Linked DNA regions of Homo sapiens: all the other regions are linked to region 1. A link is a contact called in ENCODE Hi-C or POLR2A ChIA-PET data. All regions are on one chromosome and are shown on one strand. The core of a region is the stretch at or near the end of the contact, and the rest is flanking DNA. Distances in the headings are between cores, read along the strand shown.

What was found. A loop is a pair of places that touch in the nucleus more often than their neighbours do. ChIA-PET counts read pairs that join two places held with the same protein, here RNA polymerase II (POLR2A). Pooled maps may share reads with other maps.
Region 2: a loop to region 1 is called in a pooled map, with 7 times the contacts of the local background. The contact joins the promoter of BCAT2 here to the promoter of LIG1 in region 1. A Hi-C loop is called at or near these places in 1 of 50 pooled maps. POLR2A ChIA-PET finds 5 or more read pairs at or near these places in 2 of 52 experiments (RWPE1 and WTC11).
Region 3: a pooled map shows a loop between it and region 1 (18-fold over the local background). The contact joins the promoter of BICRA-AS2 here to the promoter of LIG1 in region 1. A Hi-C loop is called at or near these places in 1 of 168 maps with a recorded cell type or tissue (CD8-positive, alpha-beta T cell), 4 of 37 single-sample maps with no recorded cell type and 9 of 50 pooled maps.
Region 4: a loop to region 1 is called in a pooled map, with 21 times the contacts of the local background. The contact joins the promoter of CCDC9 here to the promoter of LIG1 in region 1. A Hi-C loop is called at or near these places in 2 of 37 single-sample maps with no recorded cell type and 10 of 50 pooled maps. POLR2A ChIA-PET finds 5 or more read pairs at or near these places in 1 of 52 experiments (activated T-cell).
Region 5: a loop to region 1 is called in a map with no recorded cell type, with 18 times the contacts of the local background. The contact joins the promoter of NAPA here to the promoter of LIG1 in region 1. A Hi-C loop is called at or near these places in 4 of 37 single-sample maps with no recorded cell type and 10 of 50 pooled maps. POLR2A ChIA-PET finds 5 or more read pairs at or near these places in 1 of 52 experiments (PC-9).
Region 6: a loop to region 1 is called in a pooled map, with 11 times the contacts of the local background. The contact joins the promoter of NAPA-AS1 here to the promoter of LIG1 in region 1. A Hi-C loop is called at or near these places in 1 of 37 single-sample maps with no recorded cell type and 4 of 50 pooled maps.
Region 7: a map of CD8-positive, alpha-beta T cell shows a loop between it and region 1 (19-fold over the local background). The contact joins the promoter of INAFM1 here to the promoter of LIG1 in region 1. A Hi-C loop is called at or near these places in 2 of 168 maps with a recorded cell type or tissue (CD8-positive, alpha-beta T cell and naive thymus-derived CD4-positive, alpha-beta T cell), 4 of 37 single-sample maps with no recorded cell type and 10 of 50 pooled maps.

Annotation. Positions count from the first base shown.
Region 1 is chr19:48,168,074-48,171,597 of GRCh38, forward strand. It overlaps LIG1 (DNA ligase 1), which reads right to left and starts at 2,271. Exons shown (of 28, transcript NM_000234.3): 1 at 2,168-2,271. ZSWIM9 (zinc finger SWIM-type containing 9) reads left to right here and starts at 2,607. Exons shown (of 4, transcript NM_199341.4): 1 at 2,607-2,641. RefSeq lists silencers at 1,710-1,779, 1,810-1,859, 2,660-2,799 and an enhancer at 1,753-2,412.
Region 2 is chr19:48,809,139-48,812,844 of GRCh38, forward strand. BCAT2 (branched chain amino acid transaminase 2) reads right to left here and starts at 1,891. Exons shown (of 11, transcript NM_001190.4): 1 at 1,846-1,891. The coding sequence starts at 1,869. It overlaps LOC105372432 (a long non-coding RNA gene), which reads left to right. Exons shown (of 3, transcript XR_936017.4): 3 at 1,206-1,699. RefSeq lists enhancers at 1,471-1,540, 1,814-2,108, silencers at 1,861-2,080, 3,157-3,466 and a cis regulatory region at 2,970-3,510.
Region 3 is chr19:47,606,755-47,610,013 of GRCh38, forward strand. BICRA-AS2 (BICRA antisense RNA 2) reads right to left here and starts at 1,875. Exons shown (of 1, transcript NR_186352.1): 1 at 1,119-1,875. BICRA (BRD4 interacting chromatin remodeling complex associated protein) reads left to right here and starts at 2,380. Exons shown (of 15, transcript NM_001394372.1): 1 at 2,380-2,414. RefSeq lists silencers at 1,385-1,464, 1,535-1,584, 1,635-1,714, 1,775-2,154, 2,265-2,314 and 3 more.
Region 4 is chr19:47,254,126-47,257,806 of GRCh38, forward strand. CCDC9 (coiled-coil domain containing 9) reads left to right here and starts at 2,400. Exons shown (of 12, transcript NM_015603.3): 1 at 2,400-2,484. RefSeq lists an enhancer at 1,749-2,658 and silencers at 2,549-2,658, 2,869-3,108, 3,149-3,198.
Region 5 is chr19:47,513,367-47,516,906 of GRCh38, forward strand. It overlaps NAPA (NSF attachment protein alpha), which reads right to left and starts at 1,697. Exons shown (of 11, transcript NM_003827.4): 1 at 1,477-1,697. The coding sequence starts at 1,574. RefSeq lists a silencer at 1,646-1,985 and an enhancer at 2,076-2,345.
Region 6 is chr19:47,482,661-47,486,424 of GRCh38, forward strand. NAPA-AS1 (NAPA antisense RNA 1) reads left to right here and starts at 1,622. Exons shown (of 4, transcript NR_038452.1): 1 at 1,622-1,864. KPTN (kaptin, actin binding protein) reads right to left here and starts at 1,559. Exons shown (of 12, transcript NM_007059.4): 1 at 1,275-1,559; 2 at 842-924; 3 at 635-719; 4 at 501-555. The coding sequence starts at 1,500. It also overlaps a transcript of NAPA not described here. RefSeq lists enhancers at 1,484-1,773, 1,804-1,933.
Region 7 is chr19:47,273,233-47,276,647 of GRCh38, forward strand. It overlaps INAFM1 (InaF motif containing 1), which reads left to right and starts at 1,653. Exons shown (of 1, transcript NM_178511.6): 1 at 1,653-2,491. The coding sequence starts at 1,688. The coding sequence ends at 2,116. It also overlaps a transcript of CCDC9 not described here. RefSeq lists silencers at 35-344, 955-1,214, 1,575-2,024.

The DNA of each region.
Region 1 (3,524 bases), core at 1,021-3,520:
CTGTTACAGAAACTAAGGCACAGAGGGGTTTTCAAAGGAACTTAACCTGCATCTATAGTACGTTCCACCCCAGGTCGGCCTGCTCCACAGCTCACCTCTTAACCACCAGACTGAGTTGCAAGGGAAGGAGAAATACATAAGCGTTTACTGGGAAGCCTACTCTATGCCTGACAGGCTGATCACATTCTCAAATACCCTCAATCCTCAAGTCAGCCCTCCAAGACAGGTGAGATCATCCCCACTTTATAGATGAAGGTAATGAGGACAGAGGAACATAGCTGGGGTTCAGGCAAGGCTTCAAAACCCGGTGTGGCTGGCTCCAAAGCCCACGTTCCTTTCTCCTTACCACGGTACTCAAGGCTGGCTTCTCAACTCTGTGTACTGCTGAGTTGGGGGGAACAAACTGGTTGATGCCTCTGGAGGACCACCTGGCGTCTCTATCGGAACGGCAACCCCACTTCTGTGTATTTGGCCCACAGAGACCCTCACAGGTGGACCAAGTGAGGCACAAAGTTACCTGCTGCAGCACTAACTGTAATGAGAGAAGACTGGAAACTGGTGGAATGTCTACCCTTAGGGAACTGGTTCCCTCATTACTGGAATACCATATGGTAGAATATTGTTCAGGGTTAAAATTAAATGAATGATGGATAAAAGGTATAGGAGTTTTTTGGGGGGATGATAAAAATATCCTAAAATCGATTATGGTAATAACTGCACAACTCAGCGCATACACTGAAAACCACTGACTTGTACACTTTAAATGGGCACTTTAAATACACTGAAATACACTTTAAATACACTGAAAACCGCTGACTTGTACATTTTAAATGGGCAAAATTGTACACTTTAAATGGGCAAACTGTATAATTGTGAATTATATCTCAATAAAGCGGTTACCAAAATGAAGAGATAATGACAGGAAAAATATCAAGTAAGGATGAAACAGTACTCAGTAATAAAAAGAAACGAAGCACTGATACAAGCAACAACTTGGGTGGACCTCCAGGGCATTGTGCAGAGTAGAAAAAAGGTAACATCCTAATAATATATGATTCCATTTACATAACAATCTCCGAATGACAAAACTAGAGATGGTGAACACATTAGCGGTTGCCAGGGGCCTGGGGAGGAGTTCTTATGTGGAGAGGGAACTGTTCTATATCACAATTACGATGGGGGTTACACAAATCTATACAAGGAATCAAGCTGCACGGGCACACAGATGCACAATCACACTCACACCACACAAACTGGTGAAAACTGAACAAGGTCTGTAATCTAGTTAACAGAACTGTATTGATGTCAATTTCCTGGTTTCGATATTGGGACTACATAAGATGTCACCATTAGGGGAAGATGGATATACTCTTTTCACAACTTCCTTGAATCTATAATTATTTCAAAATAAAAAGTAAAAACAAGAGGTAAGCTCCATCCCTTTATCAAGCATACATTAGGCCAGACGTCTCCCCATTCAGATGATTCTCCATCTTTTACGAGCCCTTTACCTAGACCTGGACCTTACCACTGACCTCTCCCTGACACCACCCATCTCCCTCCAGTAGGGCCCACTCCTTCCAGGTGATGCTGCTGCCCGCGATTTACCTTCTTCTAGCCCCGCCCCCTCAGCACTTCCAGGTGGCCCCCGCCCCCTCAGCACTTCCGGTTCCCAGCCAGCCCCACCCTTGGCACCTCCCCCTTCCAGGTGGCCCCGCCCACACGCAATCTTTTCCCCGGCCCCGCCCCTTAGCTCCCTTCAGCCCCTCCCCCTCCCAGATAGCCCCGCCCCCTCGGGGGGCCTTCCGATTTCCAGCTGGCCCCGCCCACACAGTTTTCCCCCCCCCGGCCCCGCCCCTCAGTTCCATTTGGCCTCTCCCCTTTCCAGGTGAACTCGCACCTCAAGGCCTCTTCTCAGAGGACCTGTCCAACTGTCTCTGTCTCTCGTCTACCCTCTACCTGGCCCCCCTCCCTCTGGGAGACACCTCTCTGCACTCTCCGGCGGCCCGCAGCCCGCGCTCTTCCGTCTCCACCGCGCTCTCGGCAGCCTCAGCGTCCCCACGCCCACTCCTCTGCAGACACCCCGACATGGCGAAGCATAGGCCCCAAGCATTCGGCGCACCCGCCGCCCTCCGCCTCCCATCTGCTTGCGGACGGCCCCACTTGCCTTGCGTTGGTCCCGCGCGCCGCTGCCCGGGCAACACACTCAGATCCGCCAGGCGCGCCTCTGCAGTCCCAAGTTCGCGCCACGGCATTCGCGCGCAGACGTCTGCGGGCGGGGGCGGGGCAGAGCCTAGGGGCGGGACCTGGGCACCGTCCGCACCGCCGCCGTCGCGCGGAGGACACTGGGAGTCGTAGTCTCCCGAATGGGAGGAGGGCGGGAAAAGGGGTGAAGTGGGGCGAGCCCTCCCGCAGAGCACACTGGGAAAATGCCCGCGCTTTCCCTCGCCCTGGATGAGCGGGTGTGGCTGAGGGTCTGAGGAGTGACTGGCAGGGAAAGAGGAGGAATCGGTGGAAGCGCCCCCGCGAGGCACGGCGGGAAGAGAGGCGGGAGACCGCGCGGGGCATCCCGGGAGCAAGGGCCGGGCCAGGCCTGGGCGCGGGGCATTGTGGGAGGTGGACGCCGCTCCGGGGCGGGTAGGTGAGTGGGGAGGGGCGGGAAGGGTGCACATCTTGGGGAGGGGAGAGGCACAGCTAGGTGGGACGGCGGGGCTGGAAGGTGCCGCAGCGGGCGGGGAGGGGGGGAGTAGGAGGGTCGGGAGCGGGCTGGATGGGGCTGCTCGAGGGGAGACGCGCAGCTGGACGTGGGGGGAGCATCTGGGGTGAAGGAGCCCATCCGAGGACGAGGGGCCATGTCTAGAACGAAGATGCATATTGCGGGGGATGGTGGATGTAACTGGGAGGAGGGGCCCACAGCTGGACTGGGGGCCGCATCTGAGGAGGAGGGGACCACAGGTGAATACTGGTGACACTTCCGAGGAGAACTAGCCACAAGTGGGGCACACACCTGTAGGCGAAGCGTGGATAACTGCATGTGGGGAGTACATCTGGAGATGAGAGTGTCTCAGGGAAGCCCCAGCTACAGCTGCATGTGGCGAGCCATAGGGTCATAATCGGGGGAAGGGGCAACAGCTGCACGCCAGAGGCACATCTGGGGAGTGCGGAGCCACAGGTGCATGAAGCATGTGACCGGGTGAGGGGTCCGTGGCCTGGATGTGGGAGCACATCTGGAGATGGAGCGTCTTTGGAGGGGTTACAGCCAACTGTTGGCACATGGAAGGAGGAGTTCCAGATGAATACGAGAGTTAGAAGTTACTCTTGGGTGAGAGACACAGCTGGAAGGGGAGGAGGTTTTAGCTGGAATTTGAGAACACATTTGAGGAGATGTCCTTAAGGGACATCTGAGCTTAAGGGTCGTATTTTGGGAGGAGAGATTCCAACTGTACCTAAGGGTCACATCTGCGGAGGAGGAGACGAGTTGGAATTAGGAATCAAGATGACAGGCTCCAAGTGAACCAGGGATA
Region 2 (3,706 bases), core at 641-3,140, 640 kb after region 1:
TCGCTTGAGCCCATCTACTCGGGAGGCTGAGGCACCACAGTCACTTGAACCCATGAGGCGGAGGTTACAGTGAGCCGAGATCGTGCCACGGCACTCCAGCCTGAGCAACAGAGCAAGACTCGGTCAAAAAGAAAAGACGAGACAAAGAAATAAAGTACGTTTGGGGGTTCACAGGGCAGGTCTCTATAATGTGATAGAACCTCCATTATGTCCCATACAGCCCAGGAGTATCACCATCAAAGACCAGGAGTGTCACTGTCAAAGCCCAGCAGTGCCCTCCATACTCCAGGACTGTCCCCATATCACGGCCCCGGAGAGACCCCATCATACCGCAGTCTGCCCTTGTCACAGCCCACACATGACCCCATCACGTCTAGAACTGCCCCCTTTATAGCCCAGGACTCTCCCCCATCACAGACCAGGGCTGTTCTATGATGGCCCAAGATGCTCCACATCACAAGTCCAGATTGTGCCTGTAACTTATCAGAACTGGTCCCCAGCAGAGCCAAGTACTGTCCCAAACAGCTCAGGAATGTCCCCTATCCAAAGCCCAGCACTTTTCCCCATTATAACCAGCATTGTCTCTGCCAAATATCAGGGCTTATTTCCTATTCACCAGGTCTGAAATTAAAAAAAAAAAAAAAATCCCATTGTTGTCTTTTTCAATCCCCAGGACTATCCCTATGTTGCTGTCTAGGCCAGTACCTTCCAGACTGTCCCTACCATGGTCCAGCACTGTCCTCTCCACACCCCGGGACTGTCCCCATCACAGCTGAGGACTCAGCCCAATTATCTCCATTACAGGATATCTCTATCTTCATCAGAGCCTAGGAATGTCCCATCATGAGTTCAGGGCCATTCTATGACACCAGAACTGTGCCATGATGAGACGGTCCACATCAGTCCCAAGTGGACCTGTCAAAGCCCAGTACTGCCCCACCACAGTCCAGGAGTGTCACCACTAAAGCCCAGATTGCCCACATACCCCAGGTATCCCAGGACTATCCCTATCAGTCACTAAGAGCCGAAAAAAGTGAAATTCTGCCCTGACATTCATCAGCTAGGATAAGAGACTCAAATAAAGTCAGGTGTAAAGTTAACAGACAGTTCTCCCAAGGTTACACCGCAGCTGTGAAGGCTTGTAATGACCCCTTTCTTTGGCTGTTTCCTTCCTCACTGAGAAACCTTGTTCTCTGAAATCATAGACTCTGGGAAACGCTGCTGCTGTTTGACATCGCACAGTCAGAAGGGATCGTCTCAGCCAGCCTGCAGCATCTGTCACTTTGACCATGAGACGCTGCCTCGATTTCCAATCCAGGTGCAAAGCTTCAGATAGGAGTTTGGGAAGCACAGCAATCCCCATCTCTTATTTTTTTCAACTTTCATTCCAAGAAAATAGGACCTTGAGTCCAATTCCCAGAGCTGAGACTTGAGGTCCAACTCTGCCTTCACCTGCACCCGGCCCTGGAGGTCTGGGCCCCTTTATTCCAGCTCCCGCACAGGCTGATGCCCCACCGCACCCCAGGGCTCCGCTCCCCAAATCACAACCTCCCCACCCCCACGCCTCCCTCATTACAGGGTCCTCCACCATGTTTCCCTTTTTTTTTTTTTTTTTACCTCCCCGCCAATTACTTGCCCCACCTCATCCGCGTCTACCTGCTCCCCCTCACCCCATTAAAGCCTCGTGCTCCTTTCCAAAGGGCGCCATCCTCCTCCGCGCCCTGCAGCGGAACCCCAGGGCGGGAGGAGCGGCGCCGAGTCGGACCGGCTGCAGGCCAGTGGTCTTCCCGGAAGTGCGCCTCCCCCGGTTATTTCCCAGACCCCGGCGCGGGGCTGCGAACCCACCTGCCCCAGAGCGGCTGCGGCCATGATCCGTGCGGCGCGTAACTGTGCCCGCCCGGGGCGCGGCTCCGAAGAGAGACGTTCCGGCCACGCCCCGCTCACGCCTCCTTCTGGGGGAAGGCGGCCGACCAGCGCCCCAGGCCGTCCCAGCTCCAGGGCGTCGGCAGGGAGCCGGACACTGCTGCGGGGCGCAGGCGCTGGTGGGAGGGCAGGACTTGAAATACGGTCCCTGCCAGGCGAAGTGGCTCAGGTCTGTAATCTTAGCACTTTGGGAGGCCGAAGCGGGCGGATTACCTGAGGTCAGGAGTTAGAGACCAGCCTGGTCCAACATGATGAAACCCCGTCTCTACTAAAAATACAAAAAATTAGCCGGGCGTGGTGGCGGGCGCCTGTAATCTTAGCTACTCGGAAAGCTGAGGCAGGAGAATTGCTTGAATCGGGGAGGCAGAGGTTGCAGTGAGCCGAGATGATGCCACTGCACTCCAGCCTGGGCGACAGAGTGAGACTCCGTCTCAAAAAAAAAAAAAAAAAAAAGTCCTGGCTTGGTGGCTCACACCTGTAATCCCAGCACTTTGGGGGCCAAGGCGGGTGGATCACCTGAGGCCAGGAGTTCAAGACCAGCCTGGCCGACATGGGGAAACCCCGTCTCTACTAAAAATACAAAAATTAAGGCCAGGCACGGTGGCTTACGCCTGTAATCCCAGCACTTTGGGAGGCCGAGGTGGGCGGATCACAAGGTCAGGAGTTCAAGACCCGCCTGACCAACATGGTGAAACCCCGTCTCTACTAAAGATACAAAAATTAGCCGGGTGTGGTGGTGTGCGCCTGTAATCCCAGCTACTAGGGAGGCTGAGGCAGGAGAATCATTTGAACCCTGGAGGCGGACGTTGCGGTGAGCCGAGATCGCGCCACTGCATTTCCAGCCTGGGTGACAGGGTGAGACTCCGTCTCAAAATAAATAAATAAATAAAAATAAATACATAAAAATACAAAAATTAGTCGAGCGTGGTGCCGGGGGCCTGTAATCCCAGCTATTCGGGAGGCTGAGGCAGGAGAATCGCTTGAACCCGGGAGGCGGAGGTTGCAGTGAGCCGACATTGCACCACAGCACTCCAGCCTGGGCGACAGAGTGAGACTCCGTCTCAAATTAAAAAAAAAAAAAAAAAATCGTATCCCTCGGCCATCGTGTCTCGGCAATCCTACCCTGGGACACTCTGTCTCCAAATTCTACCCCCACAGTGCCCCCAAGTCCTGTCCCCGGGTCACTATCCTGCCACCCCTAACAGCCACAGGCCCAAACAGCCAAACCGCGGGACCCTTCCCTCACAGGGCGTCGCCCTGTTTTTCTGCGCTCCGCCCCAGTCCTCCTGCCCCACCCGCCAGCCCCGGGCTGTAGGGTCGGGGCCCACTGACAGCTCCCGCCCCCGCCGCGGCCAATCAGCGGTTGGTGCACACGCCCCCCCGGCCACAGCCAATCCGCAGCAGCCCTGCAGCTCCACCCCTCACCTGGGGGACGCCAGCGCACCCGGGCCCTGCCCCCCCCCTGGGTCCAGCTGGGGAGTCTGCGTCCCCCAGTGCCCTGCGGACCAAAACCCAGGAGTTTCAGCCCCTCCTCCCTCTGATCCAGATGTCTCAACCCCCTACTTTCTCTTCCCTTTGGACTTTTCTTGCCAGCCACCTTCCTATTCTACAGGCAGTGAGAGGAAAACTCCTTTTCCCTGAGGGCCAAGAGTAAGAGGGCCTTCTGCGTCTCCCCCTCCATTACCTCCTAATTAGCGCTTAATTTACTCTCCCCTGCGGGCCTTTAGTTAGCGCGCTGGTGAAGCCAAACCGCTCTACCCTTCCCAGGAGCCCCTGGCGACAG
Region 3 (3,259 bases), core at 625-3,124, 560 kb before region 1:
AAATAGCATTGCGGTGAACACCACTGTACTAAGTTATAGATCTATCATGCTTTTATGTTTGGGACATTGCATAAGGTATTCACTTGTGGAACTGATAACTTCCTGTTTACTTACTAATGATAACGGCCAGCATTTATATGGCACTTCCTCTCAGGTGCAGCTCTCCCTAGCTCATTCTTCCTCATGACCCTATGAAATGAGGCCTATTATTATCAGCATGTTAAAGATGAGGACACACAGAGGTGAGGTAATTTGTCCACTGTCACACAGCAAGAAAGTGGCAAAGGCAGGATATGAACCAGGGGCTGACTGGTTTCAGTCAGGGCCCTTACCCTCTGTGGTCTCTCAAAATTAATTTCTTCTTCTTCTTTTTTTTTTTGAGACAGGGTCTTGCTGTCTCCCAGACTGGAGTGCAGTGGCATGACTATGGGGAACTACAACCTCGACTTCCTGGACTCAAGCGATCCTCCTGCCTCAGCCTCCCAAGTAGCTGGGAGTACAAGCACACACCACCATGCTGGGCTAATTTTTGTTTGGACAGGGTCTCGCTATGTTGCCCAGGCTGGATAAATTATTATTATTATTACTATTTTTGAGACAGAGTTTCCCTCTTGTCGCCCAGGCTGGAGTGCAATGGTGTGATCTCGGCTCACTGCAACCTCTGCCTTCCGGATTCAAGCGATTCTCCTGCCTCAGCCTCCCAAGCAGCTGGGATTACAGGCGTGCACCACCACACCCAGCTAAGTTTTGTATTATTAGTAGAGAAGGGGTTTCACCATGTTGGCCAGGCTGGTCTCGAACTCCTGACCTCAGGTGATCTACCCTCCTCGGCCTCCCAAAGTGTTGGGATTACAGGTGTGAGCCACTGCGCCTGGCCGATAAATTATAAAAAAAAAAAATACGTTGAAGTAAATATTATGGGTAGTACCGCCAAGATACTAGAACACATGTTAAGGCTTAAAAAAACAGAGGCCGGGCACTTTGGGAGGCCGAGAATAGCTTGAACCCAGGGGACGGAGGTTGCGGTGAGCCTAGATCGTGCCACTGCACTCCAGCCTGGGCGAAAGAGCGAAACTCCGTCTCAAAACAAAACAAAATATAACACAACAACAACAAAATCACAATCTGTCTCGATTACTCATTTATTCAACCCGCATTCACCTACTGTGTGCACGAGCTTTTCTAGGGCACTGGGGAGGCAGAAGGGACTAAAACAAAGTATAAATCTCCCTGGGCTGCAAGCATCGGGAGGGCAGGTCCGGGGGCTCTGTGTCCCCACTGGGCCCCCAGCACTGCGCAGCGCACACAGTGGGCGCTCACCAAGCGCTCGCTAAGGGCAACGCGTGAATCCGTGTCCCGCCAGCAGGGCGTTTACGGCCTGGTGGGGCGGAAACGGACCCGACACCACCGCGGCGTCCTGGGGCTTCTGGGAATCCCATCAGCGCGGCCAGAGCGGCCGGGGACAGGCTCCGAGGCAGGCCCGACCCGCCTCCCCGGCGCCGCCGTGGCTCGACGGAGACCAGCTAGGGTGAGTGATCGAGCCACGCCTGGGGTCCCGGCCTGTCACCCCGAAGTCCCCGCCGCCTTCCACCCTGTCAGGCTCCAACTCTGGGCTCCGGCGCGGTCCCACCTCCGGGGGGAACTCCCCTCCATCCCCTCCATTTCCTTCATCCTCGACTCCCGCTATCTTTTCGGACCTGCGGCGCTCCCCCTGGACGCGTCCTCCCGCCGGACGACCGTCCTCCGCCTCAGGGGACGCGCCCAGGACGCACGGCGCCCCCTCCCCAGCCGGACCGGCGGTCTGGGAGCGCGGATCCCTTCAGCTCCCCCGCGCCCCAGCATCCGGATCAGGGCTCGAGGCAGTCGACAAACTACACCCGAGCTCGAGCAGGCGCGCCCCTGAACCCCCGGGACTGGGGCTGGGGGCGGGGGCGGCGCCGGCGCGGAGGGCCCAGTCCCCGGACGTCCGCAGCCTCCCATTGGCTCCGGGTCCCGCCGCTCGGCCTGGCGGGGCCGGGGCTGGTCCGCCCGGACGCGGGGCGGGGATTCCTGAAGCCCCTCCTCCGGCGAGGGCGGAGGGAAGAGGAGGAGGAGGAGGAGGAGGAAGGGGGTGGGGGGCGGAACACAAAACCTGAGAGGTTTTTTTTTTTTTTTTTCCGTTTGCATTTAATTAAAAAAAATTTTTTTTTTTTTTGCATACCCGAGGGGCGCTCCCCGGAACGGGCGCGGGCCCGGGGCGCGCGGGCCTGGGCGCGGGGCGGCGGCGGGGGCCCGGCAGCGGCTGCCGAGCGGCCGCCATGCGATCAGGCAGTGCGCTGACCGGCCCGGCCGGCCGGCCCCTTCTGGGTCCTCCCTTTGCAGCCCGTGCGGGGCCGTCTCGGAGACCCCGCGCCGACGGCTGCTCAAACATCAGGGTGAGTTTCTCACAATGTAGCAATTTCTCTTTAAATCTCTTAACTCTCTCTACCTGCGAGTCGGGGCTGTGACAGGGCGCAAAAGCGAGGGGGGAGTGGGGGTTGGCGGCGAGGGTGTGTGTGGGGGGAGCCGGAGCCGGGGCCGAACCCACCCCCGCGACACTCTCACACTCAGCCCCCCAGCCGGGGCGCAGCGCCCGCTGCCTCCTTTTTTTTTTTTTTTTTTTTTTCCTGCTCGGCGCCCACCGCCACCGGCACCCCCAGCCCCGCGTCTCTTCCACCACCGCCGCCGCCCCGATCCTATGGGGACCCCCCCCCAACCGGCTTCCCTGCCCAGACCCGGCGCCCAGTGCCTCCCCGGCCCTCCCGCCGGCTGCCGGGGATACAATGGAGCGGCGGAGAGAGGAGACCTAACGTTCCACGGGGGGAGGGGCGCGGAGACCCCCTCCCCGTCCCGGCCCCCTCCCCTCGCCCCGCTCCCCGCCTTTCGGGGAAGGCGAAGGCCACCGGGCAGCGGGCGGTGATCTCCCGGCCGGAGGCGGAGAGCCTGCATCTCCCCGCCTCGCTCGGCCCCTGCGCCCCCTCCCCAAATCCCTCCCGTGGGTGTCGCGGACAGTGGGGGGCCCTGGAAAGCTGGGGAGGGATGGATGGGGAAGGAGGCCACCGGGGCTCCCCCCTTCGCACCGCCCCTAAACAATGAAAGGAGTTGACTTGACCCCCAGCCCCCGGCAATAGAGGGAGGTGACCCCCTCCCCCACCCCCAGCTGAGGCTCATCCCGGAGGGGGCCGTTACGGGGGTGGGGGGGGTGAGCGCCTCCTGTCACTTCCCGAGGTTCGGGGCGGCC
Region 4 (3,681 bases), core at 1,150-3,649, 910 kb before region 1:
TTCTAGTTTTGGGAATGCACCAAGCTCATTCACCACAGGGCCTTTGCATAGGTTGTGTCCTTGGCCTGCACAGGCAGCCTCTCACCCTCCGGCCTCTCCTGCCCCTCTTGCCAGGCATCTCCCACAGGTGCTGCTATTTCCCATTTACTTGTGTCTTCCCTTAGGAGGACAAGGATGGGGTCAGCTTTGTTCATCATCTCAGTTCCCCCACCAACTTTTCCTCCCAGCACGCAGCCTGGCAGTCAATGCTGATTTGGGAGAATGAACGACTGATTCTATCGGTTGAACGTTTATTTTATATATATATATATATATATATATATATATATATATATATATATATACTTTTTTTTTTTTTTTTTTTTTGAGACGGAGTCTCGCTCTGTCGCCCAGGCTGGAGTGCAGTGGCGTGATCTCGGCTCACTGCAAGCTCCGCCTCCCGGGTTCACGCCATTCTCCTGCCTCAGCCTCCCAAGTAGCTGGGACTACAGGCGCCCGCCACTACGCCCGGCTAATTTTTTGTATTTTTAGTAGAGACGGGGTTTCACCGTTTTAGCCGGGATGGTCTCGATCTCCTGACCTCGTGATCCGCCCGCCTCGGCCTCCCAAAGTGCTGGGATTACAGGCGTGAGCCACCGCGCCCGGCCTTATTTTATATTTTATGATTTCATTTACTTATTTATTTTCGATACGGAGTCTCACTTTGTCGCCCAGGCTGGAGTGCAGTGGCACGATCTTGCCTCACTGCAACCTCTGCCTCCCGGGTTCAAGCAATTCTCTATCTCAGCCTCCCAAGTAGCTGGGATTACAGGCATCTGCCACCATGCTTGGCTAAATTTTGTATTTTTAGTAAAGACGGGGTTTCACCATGTTAGCCAGGCTGGTCTCGAACTCCTGACCTTGTGATCCACCTGCCTCGGCCTCCCAAAGTGCTGGGATTACAGGCATGAGCCACTGCGCCTGGCCAGTTATTTATTTTTTTGAGACGTAGTCTTGCTCTGTCGCCCAGGCTGGAGTGCAATGGCACGATCTCAGCTCACTGCAACCTCTGCCTCCCGGGTTTAAGCGATTCTCCTGCTTCAGCCTGTAGCTGGGATTACAGGTGTTACAGGTGCCCGCCACCATGCCTGGCTAATTTTTGTATTTTTTAGTAGAGACAGGGTTTCACCACGTTGGTCAGGCTGGTCTCAAACTCCTGACCTCGGGTGATCCACCCGCCTCGGACTCCCAAAGTGCTGGGATTACAGGCGTGAGCCACGGCGCCCGGCCTATTTTATTTTGAGACGGAGTCTCTCGTTCTGTCGCCCAGGCTGCAGTGCAGTGGTGCAATCTCGGCTTACTGCAACCTCTGCCTCCCGGGTTCAAGCGATGCTCCTGCCTCAGCCTCCCAAGTAGCTGGGATTACAGGCGCCCGCCACCATGCCTGGCTAATTTTTGTATATGTATATTTTTTGAGACGGAGTCTCCCTGTGTCGCCCAGGCTAGAGTGCAGTGGAGCGATCTCGGCTCACTGCAAGCTCCGCCCCCGGGGTTCACGCCATTCTCCTGGCTCAGTCTCCGGAGTAGCTCGGACTACAGGCGCCCGCCACCACGCCGGGCTGATTTTTTTTGTATTTTTAGTAGAGACGGGGTTTCACCATGTTGGCAAGGATGGTCTCGAATTCCTGGCCTCAAGTGATCCGCCCTCCTCGGCCTCCCAAAGTGCTGGGATTACAAGCGTGAGCCACTGCGCCCAGCATTTTATTTTATTTTCGAGAAGGGGTCTGCTCTGTCGTCTAGGCTGCAGTGCGGTGGCATGATCTCGGCTCACTGCAACCTCTGCCTCCCCGGTTCAAGCGATTCTCCTGCTTCAGCCTCCCGAGTTGCTGGGATTACAGGCGCGCGCCACCACAACCGGCTAATTTTTTTTGTAGAGACGGGATTTCACAATGTTGGCCAGACTGATCTCGAACTTCTGACCTCAGGTGATCCGCCCGCCTCGGCCTCCCAAGGTGCTGGGATTACAAGTGTGAGCCACCGCCCACGGCCGGTAGAACATCTGAAGCTTCTAAAGCGAACTCTAAGGTTTCATTGGCACGAGGGGGCTCGAACCACGCCAGGCTTCCAGGCGTCAGTGCCCAGTGCTTGGCATCTACTGATAGAAACCAGGAATGAGGGGCTGGAGGCGGAAACAGCTTGAAGAAAGAGGTAGAGGCCAGGGAGTGAGGACGGTGTCTCCTTTTCCTGGAAGTTGGTAATTCAGGCAGAAGGAAGTTGGATGAGCTTGCGGAACACCCGGGGGGCCAGTCGGCCCCGCTCCCGCATCCATCGCGGAGGCGCGGCCCCTTTAAGGCTCCCGGAAACGGTCCCACAGGACCGGAAGTGACCCTCTTTATTTCCCTTCCTCACGTGGTGCAGGCAGGAAGTGACGCGCCTGGCCCGGGAGCTGCGGTCGCAGAGGCCGACGGAGCCGGAGTCGCGGACGCCGCGGGGTCTCCGGGACAGGTGACCTGGGGGAGGGGGCCGGGAGCGCGCCCAGAGAAGGCGGGGCCTGAAGCCCCACGTGGCGGGGAGTGCGAACAGGCCCGGGCGGGGTCGGAGTTCTCTGCGGGGGGCGGGGACAGGACGCCCACATGGGAAGCTGGAGGGGCGCTGGCGGGGCGGGCCGTTGGGTGGGTGGGCAGGGTCGGGGCGGGGCGTGGCCAGAGCCTGGGCCGGCGGCTGTGGGCGGGACCTAAAAGTTGTGGCTGGACTGTGGGCGGGGCCATAGTGTTGCTTGTTCAGCTGTGTGGCGGGGCTCGGACGCCGGGCGGAAGCTCTGTGGGCGGGGCCAGAAAGTTTTGCCTTACTGGAAGTGGGTCCAGATTCTTGGCCGGGACGTTGGGGGCGGACCCAGAGGCTGACGCAATGGCGGGGGCGGGGCCACAATGTAGTGGGGGAGCCAGGGGGCGGGGCCAGGGTGCTGGCGGGGAATGCTGGGGGTGGAGCCAGAAAGTTTCGTCTGAGCCACGGGCGCGGCCAGAGCGTTGGCCGGGAGGCGGGGAAGCGGGGAGTTGAGCCAGAACCCTGGGGAAGCCATGGGCGGGGCCAGATGCTGACGCAACGAGGTGTGGGAGGGAGTCAGGGGGCGTGTCCAGGAGGTTGGCCAGGCCAATCGGAGGCGGGGCCAGAGGGTTGACTGGGCAGGCCGGGGGCGGGGCTGGAATAATAATAAGAGATGGTAGGGGCGGGTGTAGGCTGTTGCCTGCGAGCCAGGAGGCGGGGAAAGAGCGTGGCTGGGAAAGTCGGGAGCGGGGCCACATTAATGGCCCATGGGTGGGGGCGGGGCCAGAAGTCTGGCGGGAAAGGCGGGGCCAGAAAGTTTTTTCCCGAGCCGTGGGCGGGGCCAGAGCGGTTTCCAGGATGTCGGGGACGTGGCCCTGGCATTCCCAGCCGGATTGAGGCTGGAGCTTTGCACAGAAAATCTGGGGCGGGCCTGGGTAGTTTTGTCCTTGTTGGGGCGGGTGGAGTATTCAGTGGGGCAAAACGCCAGTTCCAGGAAGCCTCGCCAGTGAGTTCTGGGCCTGTGTACAGAATCCTTTCGGGGGAGGCGGGAGGCTGTCGACCTTCCGTAGGGCGCTGGAGACGGGACTAGGACGTCCCTGAGGAAGGCGCGGGCTTGGAATGTTCTCTGAGAGCTTGGGCAGCCAATAAGAGTGGGGT
Region 5 (3,540 bases), core at 447-2,946, 660 kb before region 1:
TTAACAACAGCTAACACTCTCAGAGATGTAACTCCACGCCAGGCTCAATTCTAACACTCATAGCAAATGGGAGGTAGGTTTGATTTGTGATCTCCTTTAGCAGGGAGACTAAACAATTTACCCAAAGTCATGAAGTAAGTGGCAGAGCTACTTGGGCTCTTGGCACTTCTAAGCCACTACAATTTATCACAGGATGGTCGTGTCAGCTTTTAGGAGCTAACGTGAGTTTTATGCCACGTCATATGTGTTAGTTCTGTCTCCCAGGCCTTTTCCCATCCCTCTTCTCAGCATGTCTCTGTCATCCCTATTACTCGAGGATCACACAGCAGGAATTTGATCCCCCGTTTTGGTTCTCTCAGTCCCCCTGTCTCTCCCTGTTATCCCTCCATCTCCTTGGCCAAGCCACCACCACGCATTCCCCCACCCAGGAGTCTCCAGCCTCAACCCAGGCCTCCTCAGGCTTTTTTCTTTCTTTCTTTCTTTTTTTTTTTTTTTTTTTTTGAGACAGAGTCTCGCTCTGTCCCCCAGGCTGTAGTGCAGTGGCTCGATCTCGGCTCACTGCAACCTCTACCTCCGGGTTCAAGTGATTCTCCTGCCCCAGCCTCCCGAGTAGCTGGGATTACAGGTACCCGCCACCAGGCCCAGATAACTTTTGTATTTTTAGTAGAGACGGGGTTTCACCATGTTGTCCAGGCTGGTCTCGAACTCCCCGCCTCAGATAATCTGCCCACCTCGGCCTCCCAAAGTGCTGAGACCTCCACAGTCTTGACTCCATCATCCCGGGTTCCTCCGTTCAGCTGTCCTTAAACTAGTCACTGCTAACCAGGGCCGTACTCACCCCATGCACCCCCCACACTTCAGACGCGGCTCACCGCTCCTAGGATCATCTAGCCCTGAGCCCCTCTGCCTGGTGTCAGCCCCCTTCAGCCTTCACCCTCACCGCCCAGGGCCCACGCAAATCCACTGCTCCAGGGGTTGAAAAGGTCAGTCCCTCGGGCAGGCGTCCTCAGCCCCAGGCCCCATCACTGCCGCCTGAGAGCCTTCAAACAGACTCCCCTAGAGCTCCGAAAAGCCTCTGGACCTGGCTTCTCTCCCGGACTCCCTCCGTCCCCCCAGGCCGGTCCCCTCCAAGGCTTCAGGACGTACTCCCTCGGTCCAGGTTCTCCCCCGCCCGCTGGCCTGTCTTCGGCCTGGGTCCCCTTCCTCGCCTCAAGATAGTGTCGCCTCGGTCCGTGTGTCCTCAGCCCAAATCCCTTCCGCCATGTCAGACCGTCTCTCCTCAAACCGTGTTGCCCCGGCCCAGGCTCTTGGCCCTCAGCCTGCGTCCCCTCTGCCGCCTCAGGCCATGTCACCTTATTGCAGGTTCCTCTCCGTCCCCTCGGCCCGAGCTCTGCGTGCCCTAACCCGCCACCTCCGAGCGTGACTCCTTCGTCCTCTCAGCCTAGGTCCCGGCCGACCCCTCAGCCCGGTTCTCACCCAAAGAGGCCAGAGAAGAAGGACTGCGAGTTCTTCACTTTGCGCTCCGCCTCGGCCAACAGCGCCATCGCCTCCGCTTCCTTCCCGGAATTGTCCATGGCGGCCACAAAGGGACTCAGCAAAGCGCCTGACCCTGACCCTGGGAAGACTCAGCCGCGGCCGGGCCGCGGAACACAGATCGGTAAAACTCGCCCGGCTGCGTTGACGTCGCACCGGCGCGCGTCGCTTGCGGCCAGGAACCACGTGACTAGCGCTGGCCAACCAGCGGCCTCGTAACGCCGCGCCCGCTCCGCCGGACACGCCCCCACCAGCCGCCGCACGCCGCCCGTGACTCGTGACCCCCCAATCGGCGTCAAGAGACCTCAACGCATGCGCACATACCGGCGAACGGCGCTCCACTCTCTCCCCAGCGCTCTGTACCTCACCTCCCACGTGACCCTGTGGAAGGCAATGGCAGTACCCCCCGCCGAGGCCCCGCCCCACGGTGTTGCTGCTGGATCCTCCTCCACCAATCAGCAGGAGCCCTCGGCTCGCGCTGGGGCGGGGGGTCCCCCACTCGCCCTCCCCGCGGAACTCTGGCACAGTCAGCTGACCGCAGACACTCACGTGACAGCTCGGGGCCCACGCCCGGGTTTGACAGTTCTGCGCAGAACTTAGTCCCGCCCCCGCGGCTGGTCTCGCCGGTTTCTTCACTTGGAAAGGCGTTTGTGGGAAAAGGAAACCGTTCTGCTTTTTCTTGCTCCCTCTGTCGGCCAGTACTAGAACTGCTTTGGGGAGACCGGTGAAGAGAGACTGCAAACAAAAACTTAAGAGGTTCTCTAACTCTGGTTTCATAAAAAATAGCTGAAGAGGGCCGGGCACGGTGGCTTACGCCTGTAATCCCAGCACTTTGGGAGGCCGAGGCGGGCGGATCACTTGAGGTCATGAGTTTGAGACCAGCCCGGCCAACATGGCGAAACCCCGCTCTACTAAAATACAAATATTAACCGGGTGTGGTGGCACACTCCTGTAATCCCAGCTACTGAGGAGGCTGAGAGAGGAGAATCGCTTGAACCGGGGAGGTGGAGGTTGCAACGGGCCGAGATCGTGCCACTGCACTCCAGCCTGGGCGACAGAGTGAGACTTAGTCTCAGAAAAAAAAAAAAAATAGCTGAAGAGAGCGTGTTAAAAAAAAATTCAGATTCGAAGATGGGCGCGGTGTCTCGTGCCTATAATCCCAGCTACTCGGGAGGCGAGAGGATCGCTTGGGCCCAGGAGTTTGAGTCTAGTTCAAGTCCCGCCTTGGGCAACATAGCAAGACTCTGTCTCTAAAAAAAAAAGTTTAGGCTCAAACACACCTCCTGCTGTCCCAGAAAATTGAGTTGCTGGTTTCTGAGACAGGGTCTCACTCTTTGGGTTGTTGGTTTTGGAGACAGGGTCTCGGTCTGTCGCCCAGGCTGGAGTGCAGCAGCACAATCATAGCTCACCTCAGTATAACTTTGTAGTGCCAGAAAGGAAGGAAGTATTCCACACGTGTGCTCACACACAAAATTAGGGGGTATGCCAAAGGAGCCAACTGAAAGAACTCCCAATGGCCAAAGCTGGAACAATTTGAGCATCAAAATAAAGTAGTATTGGATTATAATCCCAAACATAAAGTATCCATGAGCCTATGGTCATATAGATGAATATAGAACAAATAAATAAAGGGGGGAGAATAGACAAATAGTTTGTGCAGAAGAATTCCAAATAATCTGCGTAGATACTCTGCTCTCAAGAAGGTGAAGGATACCTCCCCATTCTGTAAGTATGGACTGTGCATAGTGACTTCCTTTCAAAGAAGAGGGTACAAGAAAGGGGAGAAAAAGCCTAAATTTACAGTGGAGAAACCTGACATTGACATCTAGGTGATTGAGGTTAACCTCAACATTGATAAGTCATGTGATTAAAATGGCTCTTTACTTCTGGGATCTTTCAATCTAATCATGAAAAAAACACTAGACAAATTCCAGTTGAGCCACATCCTCCAAAATACTTGCCCAGTACTCCTCAACACTGTTGGTGGGTGCAGTGTGTCACATCTGT
Region 6 (3,764 bases), core at 372-2,871, 690 kb before region 1:
GACCTCTCTGGTCCCCAAAGGCATTTTAGTTTAATTTCATTTTATTTTATTTATTTATTTTTGAGACAGAGTTTCGCTCTTGTCACCCAGGTTGGAGTGCTGTGGTGCAATCTTGGCTCACTGCAACCTCCGCCTCCCGGGTTCAAGTGATTCTCCTGCCTCAGCCTCCTGAGTAGGCTGGGATTACAGGCACACACCACCATGCCCAGCTAATTTTTGTATTTTTAGTAGAGACGGGGTTTCGCCATGTTGGCCAGGCTGGTCTCAAACTCCTGACCTCAGGTGATCCGTCTGCCTCAGCCTCTCAAAGTGCTGGGATTACAGGTGTGAGCCACCGTGCCCGGCTGGCATTTTAGTTTTCAATCCCTAATCTAGTACAACCTCTTTATTTTCCAGAAGGGGAAACAGACTACAGGGGTCTGTAAGTAAAGAAGGGGTTCGAGAAGCCAGGGTTTCTACATTTACAGTGGAGTGGGCGTCGATGCGCAGGGGACACTCACTCCGCATGGCACAGCTGGAACGGAGTGAACTGGAGCTCCAGGTTCAGGCAGCTCTCTGTAGGCAGGGCACAGGCAGGTTAGCATGGGGGACCTGCTGGGGACTCTCTCCCTCCTCCCGTCCACGCCTCACTCACGGGCAATAGAGTCAAGGTTGTACTCAGAGCCGGGCTCGTAGTCGCAGTAAATGTTCAGGAAGGGGCTGCCCTTGTCCCCTGAATCCTGGCGGAGGACACGGGGTTCAGGGGAGGGCAGGGGTGGCAGGAGGGATCCGGGGCGGCTCAGTGGAACTCACCATGTGTGTAAGGAGGAGGGCGAAGGGAGGTGGAGGGGGCTCTAGGTACCTTGATGAACGTGATCCCCACAACCAGACCCCGCTTGGGGGGTGACTTGTTGAAAGTGTCGATGGAGACAATCTCCGCATCCACTGGGAGGGGAGAGTTCTAAGTTCAGTGTCAGGCAGACTCATGCTTCCAATCTCCCCAACATGGTGAGCTCTGGCTACCGCAATGATCATGCCCTCTGGTCTGAGTCCTGACCACCATCACCTGATCTCTGTTCCCTGGGTACTAGGGATCCTGACCTGTAAGTCTGAAGAATCCTGAAACCCTAGGCTCATCCGGGCCCCAACTATGCCTGCCCGCTGATCCCAGTGACCCCCTTAAAACCACCTGATCCCATTCTTCCAGCACGGTGACCCGGCTCAGACAGAGCCTCAGAAGCCTTCTCAACACCACGTTCCAGGCCCCCGCCCCCCAGCACCATAGCGCCACCCACCGGGAATGTAGTTGAACTGCAGCTCCTTGGCCACTGGCCGGATTTTCTGTCGGAGGTCTTGGTAGCGGAAGCCGAGCACCTTGCCTTTAAGGGTGGCGGCCAGCAGCTCCCCGCGCCCGCCGGCGCCGCCTGCCAGCCCGTACACATTGCTCTGCGACGAGAAGCGCGTGAAGCTGTCCTCGCGCAACGGACAAGGCCCCGCGGCCACGGCCGCCTCCCCCATCATGCCCCTCAGTTAAGCACCCTCTCCGCAGCCCCCGCCCCAACCCGCACTACCCAACCTACGACTCTCTAAGCGACCTGAACCGCCGGGTGCCCGGCCGTTGCGCGGGCTGATGACGTACGGAAGCTGCCGGCGTTGCCCTCTCCCAAGATGGCGGCCAGGTCGCCTGCTCGGGCCTCCCAGGCGACTTTGCCCCACTGCGCCCGCGCTCTCTTCTCCTTTCCATTTCTGGACCAAGGGGCTGCCATAAGGAGTCTGTGACTAGAGATGGGAGGTGGTGGCCACGGCCTCTCGCTGTATGCTGTGTGGAAGGTCGAATCATCATCATCATAAAACTTAATATTGCCCTTATGTGCCAGGAACTACTGTAAGTGCATTCCATCTAATACTTTATTAAAAATTCGCAAGGGGGTGGAGGTAGGTACTTAAATCCATTTTAGAGATGAAGGAATTGAGGCACAGAGGGGTAAAGTAACTTGCCTAAGATCACACAGCTAGTAACGAGCGGTCAGTACTGGAAACCAAACAAGGTAACTCCACAGTTCACTATTTTTTTTTTTTTTTTTTTTGAGACGGAGTCTTGCTCTGTCACCCTGGAGTGCAGTGGTGCGATCTCGGCTCACTGCAACCTCTGCCTCCTGGGTTCAAGCGATTCTCCTGCCTCAGCCTCCCAGCAGCTGGGATTACAGGCGCCACCACACCTGGCTAGTTTTTCTATTTTTAGTAGAGATGGGGTTTCGCCATGTTGCCCAGGCTGGTCTGGACCTCCTGACCTCAGGTGATCCGCCCACCTCGGCCTCCCAAAGTGCTAGGATTATAGGCGTGAGCCCCCTTGCCCGGCCTATAGTTCATAATCTTAACAGTATCACCTTTAAAATAATTAATACATTCTTCTTGCCCCCAAGGAAAAATGATCCAGCTATAATAACCACCTCCTTTATCGAACACCTACTTGGTGACAGTCATGCTGGCTCTGATAATCTGATTCCTTACAACTGTTCTGCAAGGGCCTACTGTTACCCTCCCTGCCGGTTCACTTATTCAGGATTCATTGAGCTTTTACTATGTGCCCGGACGTCCTTTGCAAATCTGTCTCACTAATCTTTGCAAGAAAGAAACCTCTACAAAGAGGTTTATTATCCCAGTTTAGAGAGAATCAAATGGAGGCTCAGAAAGAGTAAGTCCACTGACTGATATGCTAGCAAGTGGTGGGGACAGGATGTAAACCAGGTGTTTCCGACTCTGGGGCCTTCAGGGGTTCCTGTCTGTGCTGCTTTGTCCCTAGAAGGCCATGGAGGTTTGGGTACTATGTGCACATCTGTGTATCATTTCCAGAAGACATGGGTTGGCCAGCTGTCCTGGACACCTCGAGCACACACAGACTGCAAGCTCCATGAAGGCAGCAGGCTGATCTCCCTTGATCACGGCCTTATCGCCTGTACCTGGAACACAAGGCCTGACACAAAGCAGGCATTCAGAAAATATGTGTCAAAAATCACAAACTATGTGCTGAGCATGTAAGAGACAGCTCTTACATGATGGAAAGTTCTCAAAGGCAGACTGGATAACGGAGGTGGCAAGGAATTTGTGATGATTCCAGATTTCTGGATGTGGAGAGTAGAAGTTCCTGGAGGGCAGTCTGGGAATGCCGTCAGTGCTGCTGTATTCCCAGGGCCTGGCATGCAGCAGGTGCTTAGTGAATATTCGCTGAGGGAGTGGCACGTGGGTCTAGTGCCACTTCAGCAGTGCGTTTCCTTCAGGCGTCTTCCCGCCCTAGTAACCTATAAGCCACATGTTGAGCGGATGAATGAAAAAATGAAGTTACAGGTTAGGAAGGAATCATCCTGTTAAGAGGTTTCCAATCCTAGCTGCACACTTGAACTGCCTATGAAGTTTTAACAAAACAAACCAAAACAGGCCGGGCCTGGTGGCTCATGCCTGTAATTCCAGAACTTTGGAAGCTGAGGCAGGCGGATCAACTGAGGTCAGGAGTTTGAGACCAGCCTGGCCAACATGGTGAAACGCTGTCTCTGCTAAAAATACAAAAATTAGCTGGGCGTGGTGGCGCACGCTTGTAATCCCAGCTACTCGGGAGACTGAGGCAGGAGAATCGCTTGAACCCGGGAGGCAGAGGTTGCAGTGAACCAAGATCGCACCACTGCACTCCAGCCTGGGCGATAGAGCGAGACTCTGTCTCAAAAAAAAAACAAACCCAAAAACCCCCAAAGGGTAGGAAACCTCAGTCAAACCACAATTTATCAGAGTGC
Region 7 (3,415 bases), core at 403-2,902, 900 kb before region 1:
CGAGCCTGCTGTGGCAAGGGCTCGAACTGGATGAGAGACGTGGCTAGACGGGGGAGGGGTGCTGGGCCGGGGGGGAGGTGGGAAGACTGCTCCCCTCCGCTGACTCAGCCCCTTCTCTCCTCAGAGGCAGGCCCCGAAGGCCAGGAGACGGCGGAGATCACCGACTTCCAGAGGGTGCGTTTCTGCAAGGTGGTGGCGGCCCCTCCGCTGCCGGGGGCCGCTCGCTGACCGCGCCCGCCGGACCGCGGCCTCCGCGCTCTGCACTAACCTCCCACCGCCTCGCTCCTCTGTCCTCTGCTTCTGCCACACTCCAGCCAGGAGAGGGTTAAATCTAAGGGGGGAGGAGCCAGGGTCTGCGAGCCGGGCGGGGCCAGGGCAGTAGTCGGGTGCAGGCCCCACCAACGGGGGACGTCACGGCACTGGGACGGCTGGGACGCTTCCGCGTTAGTCTCCCATGGAGGCCCTGGGCGGCTCGAGCCAGTCTTCAGGCCGAATCTCCCGCCTCCAGGATTGCATCCGAGGCCTGGCAGCCGGTGACACTTCCGAAGGGCTTGAATTACTCGGGCGCCAGCCCTGTCGTATTAAACGCAGTGCTTCCGCTCACCCTTGAACTGTGTTTCTGGAGGGGGCAGGCTGGGTCGCTGTGCTTGGCGGGCTTTTCTGTGGCGGAAGAGGCGGAAGGAAGGGGTCTTCCTCCACCCTTCTGATCCGTCTTCCCTCCCCCCTCCCGCAGGCCTCCCCGAATTCCTGAAGACGCTGCTGGGAGGGGACTGAAGCTTCCCCGCCTTGATGGGGAGGGGGCGTGAGGAGGGGTTTATCTGGATTTCCAGGCTGTGTTCTTTCTACCCCAGAGCCTAGTCTGGACCCCTTGGCTCTAGGGAGAGGGAAAAGCTGACCGTTGGGGAGGAGCTGGGAGAAGGGGCGCGATTGCGGTGAGGGGCGGAGCTGGAACCTCGGGGCCTGAGGTGCTGAGGATACCTGAAAGCGGGCTGAGAGTGTGCTGGAGGAGGCGGGTCCCGCGGGGGCGGAGCTAGGCTGCCTGGGCGGGGCCGGAATCCTGACAGGCGGAGTTAGAGCGGGGGGCGGGGTCAGCGCGCGCGGGTGGGGCTCTGGCCATGGGCATGGGGCGGGGCCGTCAGCGGGGGCGTGGTCGGGGTGTCGCGCGGGAACCCGCGCGGGAGGAGAGCGGGGATTCCGGAACTAGAGTGTGGGAGCCAGAGGCCGTAGCGGGCAGGGCTCGAGCACTGGAGTAGAGCAGTCCGACAGGTAGAGAAGTGAGACTGGCTGCGGCACAGGGCGGGTTAGGGCTCCAGGCAGGGCTTGAGCGGGACGAGGGGGCGGGCTCCGAGGCGGGCTAGATGCCTGGGCTGGATGAAGTCCGAGTCTGGGAAGAGAACCGTGTTGTGGCGGGAGGAGGCGGTGATTGGGGTGGTGGGGCTAAGCGCGGGGGCGGGGCTGGAGCGAGGGGGGCGGGGTAGCACCTCCGCCTGTCGGTGGTGGGGCGGAGGCTGGAGGGGGTGGGCCTAGGATGCGGAGGCGGCAGCTCGCGTGGGGGCGTGACCATGCTGGCGGGGGCGGGGCCGGAGGCGGGCGGTTTAGAGAGCGGGGCGGTCTGCGGGGTGGGGGCGGGGCCTGGTGGGGGCGGGGCCTGTGCGGTCTGCGGCGCGGAGCCGAGTGGGCTGCGGGGATGCGGGGGACCAGCTGCGTGGGCGGCGGCGCCGAGAGCCCCGGAGGCGCGGGGCTGAGCGAGGGCCCGCGGGGGCGCTGGCTGCGCTTGGCTCCGGTATGCGCCTACTTCCTCTGCGTCTCGCTAGCTGCCGTGCTGCTCGCCGTGTACTACGGTCTCATCTGGGTACCCACGCGGTCTCCCGCGGCACCCGCCGGCCCACAGCCCAGCGCGCCGTCCCCTCCGTGTGCTGCCCGCCCGGGCGTGCCGCCTGTCCCGGCGCCCGCCGCTGCCTCCCTCTCCTGCCTCCTGGGAGTCCCCGGCGGGCCGCGACCCCAGCTCCAGCTGCCGCTGAGCCGCCGCCGCCGCTACAGCGACCCTGACCGCCGTCCGAGCCGCCAGACACCCAGAGAGACGCCAGAGGCCGCGGAGGGGCGAAGACCCGGGTAACTCTCCCTTCCACCCCAACCCGGATCGCCAGCCCTCGAGAGCTCTGTGCTCCACGCCGAGGATGCACCGTCTCTGGATTGGTCCGGCCTTCTTCCTAATGACATCGCTCAGCGTCTCTGGAGCCGTCATCCCGCGGAATGGGGGCCCAGGGGGTGTCAGCTCGGGGCCTTGCCTCTTGCAGCTACTCTGTGGTCAGGCCGGGTCCTCCACCATCAGGAAGATCCCATCCTGAGCTCTGTCTCCTGCCCCTCCTGCTGTGGGATGCTGAGCACAGAGCCCACAGCCCATCTGCCTCTTCACCTCCCTGAATCCGTGTCCATCTGCAATAAACGACAGCCTCGGCTGCCTCGTGCTGTGTCTGTCCTGTTGTCTGCAGAGATGCCTCCCCTCCCAAGTTTGTGTGGGAAAGACCTTCCTGGGGTGTGGCCTTTGTCTGTTTTGTCCCGGGTGGGCTGTTCCCCTTCCTTAAGGAGCTCTTCTTTTCTTGGAGTAGGGAGAAGCAGCTTAGCAGCAGCAGGGCCTTTGAAGGTCAGACAGTGGGAAGGGCTTCCCAGTTTTTTGTGTGCTTGGAGCAAAGGACAAATGTCTCTGGGGAGAAGCAGAGTGTCTGCCCTCGTGTTACAGCACAGGAGACAAGAGGAGGGGTGGGGTGATATAGGACAATAGCTGGGGTTCTGGGAATTGCTGTTGGTGTAATTATCATGTCAGGGACAGAGGCTGAATCACCCAGGGATCTCAGTTGGCTGCCGAGAGGGAACGATGCTGGCCCACTTCCTGGGGTCAGAGAGATGAGAGTGGATGGCGGCGGCGGTGGTGTTGCTTCTCAGCCTGTCTGGAAATCTCAGAGCCAATGACCAAAGCGCTGTGCTGCCTTGGAAGACTGGTGCAGCCTCTGGCCTGGGGCGCTGCTAGGAAACCAAGGCCGGGAAACTGAGGTCTAGCTTCTGGGCAAGGAGTCCGAGGTGGGGAGGCCATGTTCCATCCTGGAAGACTGAGGCCTGGCTCTGGACAGGGCCTGGGATCTGACATGCAGGAAGCTGGTTCCTGTCCAGCCTCCCCGCTTGAGCTGGAGGCCTTCCCAGGAGAGTGAGGCTGAGCATCTTCTCCCACGCTGTGGCTCCTGGAGATCTGTGGAGGTGGTTAGGAAGGTCAGCTGCTCTGCTCACCTCCCCTTTACCCCACCACCACTCCCCAGAGGGTGGTTGTGAAGGGGAATCTAGGAAGCCAGCACTTCTTTGTAGTCAGCATAGGTGATAGTTAGGGGCACTGACTGGGGCGAGACTACTCGGGTTCAAATTC